2 separate regions of the Mus musculus genome follow, and region 2 is linked to region 1. Evidence: chromatin loops called from intact Hi-C (ENCODE). Cell type or tissue: heart. All regions are shown on one strand. Each heading gives the region's core, and the rest is flanking DNA. Links, peaks and the distances in the headings are about the cores only.

The links. Hi-C counts contacts between places; a loop is a spot of excess contacts. Peaks named below come from ENCODE experiments on the same cell type or tissue, not always from the same donor. Only the 100,000 strongest peaks of a DNase experiment are listed, where the experiment ranks them.
Region 2: a loop joins it to region 1, with 2.4 times the contacts of the local background. A loop is called at or near these places in 16 of 42 quality-filtered maps.

The regions. Positions count from the first base shown.
Region 1 is chr7:4,785,781-4,791,148 of GRCm38, forward strand. Tmem238 (transmembrane protein 238) reads right to left here and starts at 3,780. Exons shown (of 2, transcript NM_029384.1): 1 at 3,225-3,780. The coding sequence starts at 3,762. The coding sequence ends at 3,232. In heart, for the core only: a CTCF peak has its summit at 3,398; DNase peaks (open chromatin) are centred at 3,441 and 3,821; H3K4me3 peaks cover 1,878 bases; H3K27ac peaks cover 1,955 bases; H3K27me3 peaks cover 440 bases.
Region 2 is chr7:4,703,265-4,708,632 of GRCm38, forward strand. It overlaps Brsk1 (BR serine/threonine kinase 1), which reads left to right. Exons shown (of 19, transcript NM_001003920.3): 8 at 864-1,010; 9 at 1,420-1,451; 10 at 1,804-1,974; 11 at 2,756-2,853; 12 at 3,071-3,230; 13 at 3,398-3,458; 14 at 3,852-4,221; 15 at 4,634-4,682; 16 at 4,785-4,908. It also overlaps a transcript of Tmem150b not described here. Among named protein-coding and RNA genes, the nearest start is that of Brsk1, 15 kb to the left of the region's middle. In heart, for the core only: a CTCF peak has its summit at 2,039 (motif pointing right); no DNase peak of the experiment used is centred there; H3K4me3 peaks cover 792 bases.

The sequences.
Region 1 (5,368 bases), core at 938-4,937:
ATACACACATATTCCAGAGCACACGGAGATACACACATACTAAAAATAAATAGATGTACTTAAAAACAAAATTAAAAAAAAAAAAGAAAGAAAATCGAACCAAAAAGAACCAAGGCAGATGAGGTGGCTCACATCTGTAGCCCCAGTATTTAAAAGTCAGGAGTGTAGCACATATAAAGTCCAGCCTAGTCTATCTAGGAAGTGCCAGGCCAGCCTATGTCATATAACGAGATCATGTTAAGTTAAGGAAAGGCAGAAGAAGGAAAAGATGATTTGCCCCATGTGAGAATTTTGGTCACAGTGGAGTTGGCATTCCTAGAGCATGCCCTTCTGTCAAAATTCAAGTTCTTTGAGGCCCACTCAAATGTCCATTTCTGCGTAAATGTCAAGGGTCTTCAGGAGCCAAGTTTACCACAGGTGGATATTTTGGCATATGTCTAGTGTTGTACTCCAATATTTGTCCATGCTTCACATACACGTGGTTACTTAGCCTTTAAATATTTTGTGTGTGTGATTTTTTTAAAAGATTTATGTTTTATTTTATGCGTAGGAATGTTTTGTGCCTGGTGCCTGTGGAGGCCAGAAGGGGGCATCAGATCTCTTGAAACTGGAATTAGACACTTGTGAGCTGACATATGGGTGCTAGGAATGGAATTTAGGTCCTCTGGAAGAGCAGCCAGTCCTCTTACTGCTGAGCCACCTCGCCAGACCCTGTTTTGCTGTTTTGAAACAGAGTCTCACTATTACAGTCCTGGCTGGCCTGGAACATACTGCACACATTGGGCTGGTCTTGAATCTGCTGCGATCTGCCTGAGGGTTGGGATTATAGGGGTTACCAACCATGTCTTCTGTTTTGTGGTGCTGGAAATTGAACCCAGGGCTTGACACAGGCATGCTAAGTAAGTTCTCTTTACAACTGAGCCACACCCCTAGCCCTTACTGTTTCCTCATTTGAACCACAGAACATAGAATCAAATTCTTAGTTCTCATGAAGCACAGAATTTCTTTGGATCCCAGGAGAAAAGTAAAAATGTCTTGGGCTGGTGAGATATCTCATTGGGTAAACACACTTGCCATGTAATCCCAACACCCTAAATTCAATGGTGGAAGGAGAGAATCTGTTTATGAAAGATGTTCTCTGACCCTCACAGATGCACCATGGTGCCTTCACTAGTGTGCGCTATATAGAGTGCCAGGCTCCATGGTGCTTGTAAGCCCAGTGGTGTGGAGGCAGAGACTCTTAAATGCCTGGGGCTGATTGGCAAGGCAGTCTAGCTTAATCAGTGAGCTCCAGGCCAACCAGAGATCCTGTCTCAAAAAGCAAGATTGCTAGTTCCTGAGGAATGACACAAAAATTAATCCTCTGACCTCTATACAAATGTACACACACGCACACACACACACACACACCACAGTTTTAGAGTTTAATCCTTTTACAGAAATCCCACCTAGGAAGTGGATTCAGTCATTCCCATCCATCCAAAATCAAAGCCATCCATTTATTTGCATATCTACCTGCCCAAACTATCCATCTAACTGTCCATTTATGCCTCTCTTCTTCTAACCCTATGAATTCACCCACCAATTCATCCACTACATTTAGTAAACAACTAATCTGACGCCGAACCAGGAGGACTGTGTTCAAGGTGGACCTGGGGACACGCAGCAAGACTCTGTCTCAGAAACAAAGCAAAGACTCACTGTCCACCCACTAGTCCTGTCAAACCATCTCAGCCATCCACCAGTTCATTCATTCTATCTGCTCCCACTCACCCAATTCACCAGCACGCTCTTCTACAAACCATTTACCAATCCATCCATCAGCCAACTAACTCACCAGCTCTCCACCCACCCGTCTATCAACTAAAACGGACCCATTTGTCCATCAATCCGTGTGTAATACATTTATCCCATCTACTTAGGGATCCGCATCCTATCCATTATCACCCTTTCCTGAGCCACACTTTTTGCTGGGTACTGTTAGAAACAAAGACACCAGAGACCCCAGCTTTACCTGTCTGGGGCTCTGTCAGATGTGGTAACCAGCTCCCACAGAGATATACCATATGGCTAGTCAAACAGCGATAGGAATGGGCTCAGACAATATGAATACTCAGAGGAGTGCGCTGGTGCCTAAAGAGCATTCTGGAAGTTTTCTGGTTGGACTGCAGATAGCAATGGCCCTCCTCATTATGGGGGACATCTGTCCGTCTTTGGCCTGAATTAAATACAAATAAAATTTGGGGAAAAGAACTTAAAAACAGAGGTTTAAAGATGGGCGTGGTGGCACACGCCTTTAATCCCAGCACTTGGGAGGCAGAGGCAGGCGGATTTCTGAGTTCGAGGCCAGCCTGGTCTACAAAGTGAGTTCCAGGACAGCCAGGACTATACAGAGAAACCCGGTCTTGAAAAACCAATAAATAAATAAATCAATAAATAAATAAAAATAAAAGCAGAGGTTTTACACATCAGTCAATGGCCTGGGTTTGATGAGATGGCAAGAAAGAAGCAGGAAAGCTGGAGAGAATTTAAGAAAGAAAATACAGGGGTCTCAAAAAAAAAAAAATGGCGCATTGGGTAAAGGTGCTTGCCACCAAACTGCTGACCTGAGTTTGATCTCCAAAGCCTACATGCTGGAAAGAGAATAGATGCAACACAAACATTGTGTCACAAATGCGCGCACACGCACACGCACGCACACACACACACTAATAAAGGGCCAAGAGTGGTGGCACATGCCTTTAATTCCAGCACTCCGGAGGCAGACACAAGCTGATCTCAGTTCAAGGGCAGCCTGGTCTACATATCAAGTTCCAGGACAGCCGTGAAGCCCTGTCTTAAATATCAGAGAAAGGGAAAGGAACAAGGGTGCTTTCCCTCTCTGTGCCCACTGGTTCTTCTTTGCCTCTGACTTCACATTAGGACCGCCTGTCTGGATGAATGGCACTCTTTCATTTGTACATTTGTGTGGTCCGGACAAGAGTGTCACCTACTTTCGGAGCTTCTTGTACAGTAACAGTAATGAGCTCAGAGAACTGGCTACAGGGAGGATGGCATGAGGCCTGGTGCACGTGGAGCAAAAGGAGGAGGGCGTGCTGTGACTCCCAACTTTGTCCCACCCATCCTTCCGAGTCTCTGCTATCTCTGACTCACTCTCCTGCAGTTTCCCCTTCCAGCGACATGTCCGTCTCCCCACCACATCTCATTCTTTCTGGTGTCCTCACCTGGGGCTCACTCGCTGCCCGTGCCTGCCGCCACGGACCCCGCCTCAAGCGTGGCGAGCTGCAGGCGCACGCGGCGGGAGCCGGAGGAGGAGGGCTGGGGCGCGCGGTTCGCTCTGCGTGCTGAGCGGAGACCGGCTGTGGTCCGGGGACTGGCGGTGGCGGGCGCCGACCAGCGACGGGACAGCTTGCGCGCCAGGCGGGCAATCGCCGAGGGTCGTAGGCCGTAGTCACGCTCCAGCTCCTGGCGCGAGATCTCGATGTTGCCGGTGTACCAGAGAATCCAGCCCAGCAGGCTCAAGAACACCAGCAGCGCCCCAGAGTAGATGAGCAGGTCCCCGAAGTCGCGGCCGCGCACCTGCAGCTGCGCGAACACGCCGGTCAGCAGCGCCGCCATGCCCGCCACGTCCAAGGCCACGGCCAGCAGCAGCGCCATGCGGCAGCGGCCCAAGCCGGCCGCTGGAGCCGGTGCGGGCGCGGGTGGGGACGAGGCGCCGACCGCGGACGCCTGCGAGCCGCACACCGGTGACGCTGCCGCCATGGCCCTCGGTGGCCCGCCGCCGCCTGCTCCCCGACAGCGTCCCGGGGTGCGGCTTCCCGGGGCGGAGTTAGGGCCCGGCGCCAGGTGTGCCCAGTGCCTGCATGGTCACCTGAGCTCACAGCCTGGACCTGGTGGCCCGAATGAGTCTCTTGTGTAGCTCAAAGGTCTGGGAGGATCAGCGGCGCACGACCCTGTCCATTAAGCAGTGCCAGATGACTAGGGCCAAATTTCAGGGTGGCATAATGTAGCTAGATAGTGTTTCTACTTAGTGCCCGTCTCCCGAGGGCTACCTGTACCACCAAGTCCATAGTGAAACAAAATGGGGATCAGAAACAAAAAACCGGGCATGTTGGTATGTAGCTCGCTTGGTGGAGTGCTTGCCTACCATGCTCGAAGTTCTTGATTTCATGCCCTGCACAGCATAAAATCCAACAACAGCAACAACAACATTCTCTGGAGCACAGAATCAGCAGCCAGAGCCCTGAAGCTGTCTCCATGCTTGTCTTTTGAGATCTCTTGTGAGTGTAGGGCCTTGTTAACCCAACCTGGGAATACAATGAACCCATCTCCCAGGTGCCAGCTGACACCTTGTGTACACAATATACTGAGCTCAGGGCTCTGTTAGTGCTCAGATGTTAGCCTGACAAGACCTGCCTTCCTGTTCCTAGCCACAATTCCCGAAGTGCTCAGGAAAGGTGTCCCTGAGGAGATGGCATAGAAATTGTAGCTTTAGCCTGACAGTGGTGACCCATGCCCTTAGTCCCAGCACTTGAGAGGCAGATCTCTTGATTTCGAGGCCAGCCTGGTCTATAGAATGAGTTCCAGGACAGCCAGGGCCACACAGAGAGATCCTGACTCAAGTCAAACCAAACCAAAACTGTGGCCTTTTTGCTATTATTTTTTAAAGATATATTTATTGTTATATGTAAGTACACTGTAGCTGCCTTCAGACACATCAGAAGCCGGGCGTGGTGGCGCACGCCTTTAATCCCAGCACTCGGGAGGCAGAGGCAGGCGGATTTCTGAGTTCGAGGCCAGCCTGGTCTACAGAGTGAGTTCCAGGACAGCCAGGGCTACACAGAGAAACCCTGTCTCGAAAAAAAAAAAAAAAAACAAAAACAAAAAAAAAACCAAACAAACAAACAAAAAAAACAACAACAAAACAGACACATCAGAAGCATCAGATTCCGTTAGGGATGATTGTGAGCCACCATGTGGCTGTTTGGAATTTGAACTCAGGACCTTCAGAAGAACAGTCAGTGTTCTTCCCCACTGAGCCATCTCACCAGCTCCAACTTAGAGAGAATTTAATGGGTATGGCCAGGTCACTCTGGAACTGAGAGGCATCATGGCACAGGCAAATGGTTGGGCCAAGCCATGGTCCACACTAGGAGGACCCAACAGCTATTATAGGGAAGTCCTGATCTTCCACACATCTACCCCTTAAATGAGTTCATTCTCCCTGGGGTGGGAAACCTCGAGACAGTTCTGAACAGAACTAGTTCTCCCAAGACTCTATCTAGTTTCAGAGTTGGAGAAAACTGAGGATGATGGAGGAGAAAAATCACATTTTCCACCGTGATGCTGCCATTGGTAGCCTGCAAAC
Region 2 (5,368 bases), core at 493-4,492, 83 kb before region 1:
GTGTCGCATCACCCAGGCTGGCCTCAAAGCTCAATATGTAACCGAAAATGACCTTGAACTTCTGAGCCTCCGGCCTCCACCTCCCGAGTGTGGGGTGTAGGCCTGTGACACCAGTGGTGCTGGGGGTGGGACCCTGGGCTTCCTGGAAGTTAGGCAAGCGCCCCACTGGCTGAGCTACATCTCCAGCCCTATATAGGTGTGGACAGTAAGTATCCAACCCAACTCTCAATCTTTTTTTTTTAAAGATTTATTATATGTATATGAGTACACGGTAGTTATCTTCAGACACTCCAGAAGAGGGCGTTGGGTCCCATTACAGATGGACCATGTGGTTGCTGGGAATTGAACTCAGGACCTCTCTAAAGAGCAGTCTCTTAACCACTGAGCCATCTCTCCAGCCCATCACCTGGACAGTGTTAAGCTCCACCTAAGGAAGGCTCGAAACCTTCCTGACACTGTGGCCCTTTATTCCGTTCCTCATGTTGTGGTGACTCCCGACCATAAAGTTGTTTTGGTTGCTACTTCATAACTGTGATTTCACTACTCTTACGAACCGTGGTGTAAATGTCTGTGTTTTCTGATGGTGTTAGACGACCCCTGTGTGAGGGTCATTTAACCTGTCAAAGGGGCCATGACCCACAGCTTGAGAACCACTGCCGTAAGGAAAGAGACAACGATGTAGCTCACTTGGTAGATTGCTTGTCCAGGACACATGAAGCCTCTGGTTCCATCCCCCAAACTACATGAACTGGGCCTGGTGGTGCATGTCTATAACACCACCACCCCCACCCCCACCCCCGCCAAGAGCTGCCACGCCAGGTTGAGAATCACTGACCTGAGGCTCTTGATGATGTCTTGCACAGGGGGCACTGCCCTTCGATGACGACAACCTGCGCCAGCTACTGGAGAAGGTGAAACGTGGGGTCTTCCACATGCCTCACTTCATCCCTCCAGACTGCCAGAGCCTCCTGAGAGGGATGATTGAAGTGGAGCCCGAGAAAAGGCTCAGTGTAAGCAGCGAGGGGCTGGCAGAGGTGAAGTGGTTCCAGAGAGTTCCTGGAGGGCTGCCTGTAAAGCCTGCCATTGGATGAGTTTGCTGGTTAAGCCACAAGCCCAAGGTCCAGCAAAACCTAAAACTTAGAATCATTCCCAAGTTGGACCAAGGACCCTTGAGGGCGGCGCATTGAGGGATTGGCGGGGGTTGAAAGGCTGGCACTTGGCGTGCAGTAAACTGCTACCTGGGTTTAAAAATGGTCAATCTGCAGGTGCTTGACCGCCACCAGGGGAAGACATGATGTCACCCTGCTTCGGGATGGGTCAGTGACCTCCCGGAGCCAATGCTAATCAATTTTATGTTACTGCTTGCTAGCTATTGTATGTGACCTAATTTCTGCTTCTCTGTGACCCACCCCTTCACAGCTGGAGCAAATTCAGAAACATCCTTGGTATCTGTGAGTAGGAGGGAATTGAACAGTTGGGTACCTGCGGGAGGAGGTAGGGCACCCGGGTCAGAATAGAAAGGTGGAGGGTGGGGTGCCATATTCCTGATGGGTGGGATGGGATGGAGGGACCTACCGTCTCAAACTTCAGAGTATGGGCAGAGGAGGACAAAGCTAAAGAAAGGGAGGGTGTGGAGTCTAGAGGGAGGAGGGCTCCGGACTCTTTGAGTCAGAGTTTGAAGAACTAGGGTCTGGACACCCTCAGTCTGAGGAAGATGGGGACCCAGACTCTCCAGATCCTGGGATGAGGAGTCTGGGCATAGGACGTAACACTAGGAAGATAAGCGTTTCTCTACTATTCCAGGGGCGGGAAACACGAACCAGACCCTTGCCTGGAGCCAGCCCCAGGCCGCAGAGTAGCCATGCGTAGCCTGCCTTCCAATGGCGAGCTGGACCCTGACGTTCTGGAAAGCATGGCGTCTCTGGGCTGCTTCAGAGACCGCGAGCGGCTGCACAGAGAACTGCGAAGCGAGGAGTAAGAGCTCCCAAAATCCTTTTCACCGGCGCCCCACTTCATTGAATGGGTTGTGGCAGTTCCCTAGAAAGCCTGAAGGGGGCGTGCCGCATCCAGTTTTATGGATCTGACAAACTTTAGTGCTGGTGCACGGGAATAATCTGGAAATGCTCAGAGAAAGAAAGCATTAAAGCTGAGATGGGCGTGAATGGTGTCTTCATTACGTAGAACTTAATAAGTGCTTAAGTTGTGACGAACACTGAACATAGGAAGCCAACTATGTTGGCTTGTGGGAAAAAATGGCATTTTGGGTCCAAAAAAGAGAAATAAGACCTGAACACCTGTGTCTGAGGGAGGAAGGCTAGGGGCTTTCACTTGGGGGACTGTGGTGGGAGGGGTGAGGTCTGAACTCGAAAGTTTAAAGGAGAAGGGCTGGGGTCTGGATTCCTTGGTCCAAGGAAGAAGGTCTGGACTTGTACCGTTGGATATGGGGGCAGATCTGTTAGGTGGCCTGAGCTCAAAGATCCACAGCAGCGAAGGGAGGGAGGGAGGTCTCATTGAGACACAAACTTCCTTACCTTACATGGGTTTTTGTTTGTTTTTCATTATGTATGAGAGGAGGGTGTATAGACCAGAGGATAACTTGGCAGGAGATTGGTCCTCTCTTTCCACCATGTGGGTCCCAGGGGTACAACTCAGGTTATCAACCTTGAGTAGCAAGCACCTTTATCCATCTCTCCAGCCCTGGGCACTGATCGCTGACCTCAATCCTCCCTTAACCACCTCCTTCTTCCCGTCTCAGGGAAAACCAAGAAAAGATGATCTATTATTTGCTTTTGGATCGGAAAGAGCGGTATCCTAGCTGTGAAGACCAGGACCTGCCTCCTCGGAATGATGTTGGTAAGAAGGCAGATTGGGCGGTTTAGATCCCAGGATTCCTGAGGGAGGAGGATGCTGTCGGCCCTGGGAGTCTGTGTGTGGACAGCTGGGCATTTATGAGAGCCTCGCTCTGCTATGCTCCTTGGTTTCCCCATCCGTTTACAAGGCAGTCACGTATATGCTGTGTATACCTGGGCAAACTAATCTACTGGGTGGGTCAATAACTCTCTCCCTTCAGACCCACCTCGTAAGCGTGTGGATTCCCCCATGCTGAGCAGACACGGGAAACGGAGGCCAGAGCGGAAGTCCATGGAAGTCCTCAGTATCACAGATGCTGGGAGTGGTGGCTCCCCAGTGCCTACCAGACGGGCCTTGGAGATGGCCCAGCACAGTCAGAGGTGAGGGAGAGGCTGTACCCTCTGGGAGAATCTTCAGTCCCAGAGCGTAGAGGGAGCAGATCGTTCTAGACCCTGCTCAACCTCCCGTGCCTGGGAGGACATGGAAATGGAGAAACACCTGAACCTTCTGAAACTCTCTCAGATCATTTTTTTAACCCTGTAAACAGATCCCGCAGCGTCAGTGGAGCCTCCACTGGTCTGTCCTCCAGCCCTCTGAGCAGCCCAAGGGTAAGAGTAGACCCTCAAAGAATTAAGAGAAATCAACAGAAAATACAATTTCATGAGGCATTCTTGCCTGAGAAGTGTCAAAGACATCCATTTTTGTCTACTCAAGATTGGGTTTGTAGTATGTTTTGGGGGTTTTAATTATTTATCAGAAGTTCTTTGAGTACTTTCAGCGTGCCAATTTCTGCTTAGGCTAGGGTTGCAGCCTTAGTGTGTAAATTGGAGACAGTACTTGTGCCTAAATCCAGAGTGGTGGGTGGGGCTGATTGAACTACAATTCCCAGCATGTCTTGCAGTCCTCCCTAGCGATTCTGAGCAAGTAACAATTAATCCCAAATAACAATTCCCTCCGGGAAGTTGTAGTCCAAATTGTCACTAGGCCCTGCTTTTCTACAGAGTCCGGTCTTTTCCTTCTCACCGGAGCCAGGCGCTGGAGATGAGGCTAGAGGCGGAGGCTCCCCAACTTCCAAAACACAGACGCTGCCTTCTCGGGGCCCCAGAGGTGGGGGCGCTGGAGAGCAGCCACCACCCCCCAGTGCCCGTTCCACGCCCTTGCCTGGACCACCAGGCTCCCCGCGCTCCTCCGGCGGAACCCCCTTGCACTCACCTCTGCACACGCCTCGAGCCAGCCCTACGGGGACCCCAGGAACGACGCCACCTCCCAGCCCAGGCGGTGGCGTCGGGGGAGCCGCCTGGAGAAGTCGGCTCAACTCCATCCGCAACAGCTTCCTGGGCTCCCCTCGCTTCCACCGGCGCAAGATGCAGGGTAAGGGTCTCAGCAGATGCTGGGCTAGGTTTGCCAAATGCTGGATTCTAATGTGGGAAGGAGGGGCTAAACGTCATATGGAAAATTTCATGGCGGGTCTTCAGGTAGGAAAGAGAGCCTGATTCCCAAATCCCGAGACTCTAAAGGTGATGATGACGTTCGGAGAGAGGCAGGTCTGGGGGCTGAAGGGTGATGGGAACAGGTCCTGCCACGGTGTACTCTCGCCTACTCATTGGTCTGTAGGAGCTTGTGCCTACCCGGGGAATGTGGTCTAGCCACACTGTCTATCCAGAAGGGCCAGGACTGACTACTCGAGTTAGGGTTAGCCATTTGGGAGATGACTGAATCCACAGGGTGCTGGATGATAAATTATAAGTAAGTGTTGACTACTCCCTCTTCTCTCTCTAACTAGTCCCTACCGCCGAGGAGATGTCCAGTTTGACACCAGAATCCTCTCCTGAGTGAGTTCAACAAGGGAAGAAACTAAGTGGGCAGCAAGGGGACTTGTCTTTTAACCCCTTCCTGACCCTCCCTCCTCTTCCTATCTATCCCATTCCACCCAGGCTGGCAAAACGCTCCTGGTTCGGGAATTTCATCTCCTTGGACAAAGAAGAACAAATATTCCTCGTGCTAAAGGACAAACCTCTCAGCAGCATCAAAGCGGACATTGTCCATGCCTTTCTGTCGGTGAGAGTCCTGGCATCCCTATCGGACCACAAAGCTATGCCTCCCTGCCACTCCATCCATGGCCAGACTTACTTCCGAGACTCATGGGATCTGTAGTTTTCCAGCAAGAGGTGACCTTGATCACTACGGAACAGGGAGGCAGGCACAGACTCTTGGGCCTAAAGCCTAAAAGTGGTGAAGTAAGACCCTAAAAACAGGTTCCTGAGTACCAGCAGAAGATGAGTGGGTTGCCTTGCCATGCCAAAAGATCTGAGGGGGTGGTCCAAGGAGAGACCTTTCTCCACGGACCTTAATGCTTCCTACTTAATACCATTCCCGCAGCCCTTTGCTGTAGGACTGTGATGGGATTTTCAGTTACTAAGACATGTGACTTGTAGAGGAAAGAAAGGTGTATTCCATAAATGGTGCAGGAGCCTGGAACTGTCTTGTAAATATCAGAGGCCACATGAGTTTAGGATCC